Linked DNA regions of Homo sapiens: region 2 is linked to region 1. A link is an interaction called in ENCODE POLR2A ChIA-PET data of the cell type or tissue named here. Cell type or tissue: B cell. All regions are shown on one strand. Region 1 overlaps ANKRD11 (ankyrin repeat domain containing 11). Region 2 overlaps ANKRD11 (ankyrin repeat domain containing 11).

The links. ChIA-PET counts read pairs that join two places held together with the same protein. Peaks named below come from ENCODE experiments on the same cell type or tissue, not always from the same donor. Only the 100,000 strongest peaks of a DNase experiment are listed, where the experiment ranks them.
Region 2: POLR2A ChIA-PET joins it to region 1 with 12 read pairs; 8 of 35 experiments call an interaction of 5 or more read pairs at or near these places.

Annotation. Positions count from the first base shown.
Region 1 is chr16:89,309,488-89,311,987 of GRCh38, reverse strand. The region is part of intron 3 of ANKRD11 (ankyrin repeat domain containing 11); the gene reads left to right. Among named protein-coding and RNA genes, the nearest start is that of ZNF778, 93 kb to the right of the region's middle. In B cell, no CTCF peak of the experiment used is centred here; no DNase peak of the experiment used is centred here.
Region 2 is chr16:89,401,718-89,404,217 of GRCh38, reverse strand. All of the region lies in intron 2 of ANKRD11 (ankyrin repeat domain containing 11), which reads left to right. The region is part of intron 1 of LOC128462377; the gene reads left to right. Among named protein-coding and RNA genes, the nearest start is that of ANKRD11, 88 kb to the left of the region's middle. RefSeq lists enhancers at 1,829-2,329, 2,330-2,500. In B cell, no CTCF peak of the experiment used is centred here; a DNase peak (open chromatin) is centred at 1,057; H3K27ac peaks cover 1,397 bases.

The DNA of each region.
Region 1 (2,500 bases):
AGGCATGGGCTGCAGTGAGCTGAGATCGCATCACCGCACTCCAGCCTGGGTGACAGAGTGAGAATCTGTGTCGGGGAAGAAAAAAGAAGTGGAAGTCCTTCCCTGTGTTCCTGATTTTCATTATTAGAATAAAGCAAAAACTTCCCACTTTAAGAAAGAAAAAGCCAAGAAAATCCCCTTGGCTCTGGGTCCTTAGACAGTGTTGTATAGGGTGCTCTGAGCAGCCTCCATGTCTTCACTCTTGCCCAACTCCCAAGATAGAGGTCCATTCTATTTAATATTTTCTTCTAGAACTCGTGCTCTCTTTTAAAATCCTATCTTTGGCAAACGAAGGTCACAGAAGTTTTTCCTGTGTTCTGTAAGTTTGATAGTTTTAGTTCTTAGATGTAGGTCTATGATCCATTTCTAGTTAATTTTTGTATGTGGTGTGAGGTAAGCATAGATTTTCATGTTTTGTATGTGGTGTGAGGTAAGCATAGAGGTTCATGTTTTGTATATGGTGTGAGGTAAGCGTAGAGGTTCATGTTTTGTATGTGGTGTGAGGTAAACATAGAGGTTCTTGTTTTCTATCTAGATAGACAGTTGTTGTGTTAGTACTATACTGATACCAAAGCCAGACAAAGGTACTACAGGATAAGAAAACTACAGACCAATGGCCCTCATGAACACAAACATACAAATTTTAAAAAGAATTTTAGCAAATTGAATTCATCAGCTTATAAAATAAAATGAATAATGTACCATGACCAACCAAGTAGGGTTGATTCCAAGAATTCAAGGTTGAACCTCCAATATCAATCAGTTCAAGTTGTTATAAGACTGAAAACACCATGTGATCATACCAACTAATGCAGCAAAAACATTTGACAAAAGTTAACACACATTCATTATTTTAAAAAAAATTCTGCAAACTAGGAATAGAGAGGAATTTCCTCAACCTGACAGAGAGCATCTGTGAAAACCTGCAACTGACATCATATTTAATGTCAAAGACTGAATTCTTTCCACCTAAAATTGAGAACAGACAAAGAAACACTGGCCATCTCCACTGCAGTCAGCATCGTCCTGCAGACTCCAGGCAGCACGAAAGTCAGACTGAAGAGGAAAGAGGAACACTGTCTTTATTCACAGACATTGATGGAGGAAAGCCCAAGACATCTGCACAAAAGCTACAAGAATCAGTGAGCGTAGCATGGTGTTCCAGTGCAAACCCATTATGCAGAAGTGTATTTCTAAATACTCGTAAATAATAGAGGGCTGAAATTGTAAAAATGTTTGCAGTAGTATAAAAAATACGGATTATTTTGGGGTAAATTTGACCGAAGATGTGCTGCAAAACCTGTACCCTGAAAGCTGCAAAATATTCCTGAGAACTGAGAGAAATTCAGAAACACCTAAATGCAGAGTTATACAATATTCATAGATCAGGAAACCCTCAAAACTGGATGCCATCTCTCTCCACATTGATGTACAGATTCAGTGTAATGCCAGCCAAAATCCCTGTGGGCTTTTTTGGGTAGAAATTCATAAGACGATTCCAAAGTTAATAGGGAAATTGAAAAGACCTAGAATAACCAAAGCCACCTTGAGAAAGAACAGAATTGGAGGATGCAGACAGTGTAGTTTCATTGCTTCCTCTAAAGCTACAGGCATGAGGTAGTGTGCTTCCTCTTGGTAGCAGGACAGACCCATGGGTGAGTGGAACAGAAGAGAGCTCACAGGCAGACCCTGCATGCCACATACAGGCGGACCCCGCACCCCACACACAGGCGGACCCCGCACATAGACAGTTTGGATACCAAGGCAGCTGAGCTGGTGATGGAACTGGAAGGACCGGATGGCACCTCTGTGCTGCAGTCAGTGGACAACACGACTCTCATTCTTACCAGAAAGATTGAGCTCCAGGGGGAGGGTGTCAACTGGACGTGGCCATTTTTCAGTTACTACAACTTTCTCTTTCCTCTGTGTGTGCTTCCCATGAGTGGAAGTCGTGATGTGATAGGGAATCTGCATATGACATGTGCAGAGCCTACCTCGTGTCATAAGGAGGAGAAGCCAGGTGGCCGGCAGGCTGGTGGGGCCCGGCAGGGTCATTGTGCCATGGCTGTCACTATCTGGTGGTCCTTGGGGCATAGTGGGGCCTTACAGGAGGTGCCTGGTAAGGATTGGATTTAATGTTGGAGATATTTGCATTTAGGAAATGAGAACATTCTGTAGCATGTGCACGTGGTTCCTGCTGACAGTCCTCTTGTGCTGGTGAGGAAAGGTTAGAGGGGCCGAAACAGGGCCTGTCCCACCCCAGCTGCCCAGCAGGCTCTGAGCCCAGGTGGATGGGAGCCGCCTTCCTGGTGGCTGTGCCACGCTCCCTGTTGTAGGCAGCTCGGGGCAAGCCTCGTGTCACACAGGCGCCTTGCCCATGTGTGCTTTTCCTTGCGCAGCTCGTTGAGGTGTAAGGAGCTGGGAAGCGAAAAAGAAATTTGTGAACTTTTAAAGTGAACTA
Region 2 (2,500 bases), 92 kb before region 1:
GGCTTCCCCTCTCAACCCCATGCTGCCTGAGGCTGGTGGGTCGAGCCACCTGTGGGCTGTGTCCATGACTGTCTGTTGGTGCTGAGAGGACTCCTGATTCTTCACAATCATGTGCCGGGCTAGCAGCTTATGTGATGCAGCGTTTGCTCTGAGAGTTTCCTGTAGTTTGGAATTTTAGTTATAAGTTTGCCATAGTTCTGAGTCTCTTGCATTCTTTCACCCTATTTTAGTTTTATAATCTTGCTCCTTTCTGTGCCCTATAATATAAAGATGTGTTGTTGTTTTGCTTTTTTAAGAGACAAGTCTTGCTTTGTTGACCAGGCTGGAGTGCAGTCATGGCTTACTGCAGCCTCAACTCTTGGACTGAAATGATGCCCCTTCCTCAGCCTTCCGAGTAGCTGGGACTCCAGACGCATGTCACCACACCCGCCTAATTTTTTTATTTTTACTTTTTTAGAGGTGGGCTTGCTCTGTTGCCCAGATTGGCCTCAAACTTATGGCCTCAAGTCATCTTCCTGCCTCAGCCTCTTGAGTAGCTGTGATTAAAGGCACGTGCTGTCGTGCTCACCTAAAGAAGTGTTTTGAAATCCCTTCCCGGGGAGGCAGCAGGGCTTTTATGTAAGTGGTCTCTGGTCTTTGTCTGTTTGGTGGTGTACTTTTTTTTTTTAAGCTACTGTCATTGCCCAGTCGTAGTTGAGCGTGTGTCCAGTTGCTTTATGTGTGGGCTTCCTGGGGGTGCCCTCCCAGAGCGCGGGGCCTCGCTTACTGAGAAACTTCCTCGGGACTTGGGTTCCCCGCTCTGCCCTCACCTGCGTGTGCTCTGCTGCTTCCTATCCTCAGACAGATGAGCTCCTCCATGTTCTTCCACGCGGTGCTGGGGCCAGTCAGGAGGGGCCGGTCAGGAGGGGGGAGCAGGCCACACAGGATTGCTCACAACATGTGCGTGGCTGGTGTGAGTGAGTGCGCATCAGATACTTCCTGTCAGTGCCCGTAAAGCAGAAGAGAGGGAGCGGATCAGGCCCTAGGGAGTGCGGGGTCCACCTGCCAACAGGAAGTTTCTCTGTAGTGTTTTACCTGAAAGCACGAGGGCACGTCACGCTGAGAGGTTGATGATGTGTCCACGTGCAGTGATGACAGCAGCGTTCCAGGCCACCCGCCACCACGCAGTTGAGCGAGGCAGTGCCCATGTGGAGCCTGGTGTTTGATGGTGGGGCTGAGGTGACTGGCCTTGCTCTAGAGCTGGAGCCCAGGCGGAAAAGAGGTCTCCACTGGCAGGCTAGGTTGCCTGCTTTGTTGGGAGTGGCGCAGTGCTGGCCCTGATGGGGCTCCTTCCCCCGGGAGAGCCTGGAGGGTCTGCAGGCCCCACCCCGCCCACCTCCTCCCGCAGTGCCGCCCCCCCAACCTCATTCCGCAGAACCCCCACCTCACCTCATCCCACAGAGCTGTCCCCTCACCTCACCCTGCAGATACCCCCTATCTCACCCCACAGAGCCCCTGCCCCCTCTCCTAACCTCGCAGAGCCACCTCACCTCCTCCCGCAGAACCACCCCCTTCACCTCACCCTGCAGTGCTGCCCCCCCCACCCACAGCTCACTCAAGGCTTGAACTCCCAGGCTCAACCAATCCTCCCACCTCAGCCTCCCGAGTAGCTGGGACTCTGCTGGTGTGCGGCACCATACGCAGCAATTTTTAAATGTTTTTCTAGAGGCGGGGTCTCCCTGTCATTCCCAGGATGCTCTTGAACTCTTGGAGTCAACCGATCTTCCCGCCTCGGCTTCCTCATGTGTTAGGTACAGGCTGAGCTACTACCTAAATTTAAATTGATGTGCCTACCGATTTAAATAAGCGCTCAATCCCAGATACCTTATTGTGGCTGGCTAAGGTTAGGAGTTCATGTGAACTGTACATTAGTATCGCTGAGACAAGCCTCGTTCTTTCTACAAAGAACTGGCGTACGTCACGTGTAGGCACCCAGATATAATTGGTTCCACATTTCGCCTGCCTTTGTTGGAAGGGCTGTGCTTTCATGCAGTGAACTGTAGGTCGTCCTCCTTACTCTAAAAGTTACACAGATTCAGTGCCTTATGGAAAAGTCAGGATTTCCATTAAAGAGGTCCATGGACAGAGAGTGAAACTTGGTGTGGGGGTCTTTCGGGGCTGCCGTGATAAATCACCACAGACCAGGAGCTTTCACAGCAAGGATCTGTTCTCCCACGGCTCTGAGACCAAGCTGTCTGCAGGGCCGGTTCCTTCTGCGGTGCTGGAGGGGTGGGGGCGGGCATCTGCTCCAGGCCTCTCTCCAGGTTCTGGGGGATGGGGGAGTCTCTGGTGTGCCCGGCGGGTTCTGGGGGATGGGGGAGTCTCTGGTGCGCCCGGGCTTGTAGACGCATCACCACGATCTCCGCCTCCCTCTTCACCCAGCGTTCTCCCTGCGTGCACAGCTCAGTGTCCACGTCTGCCCTTTGTAGAAGGAAGCTAGTTCTGTGGGGTGAGGGCCCAC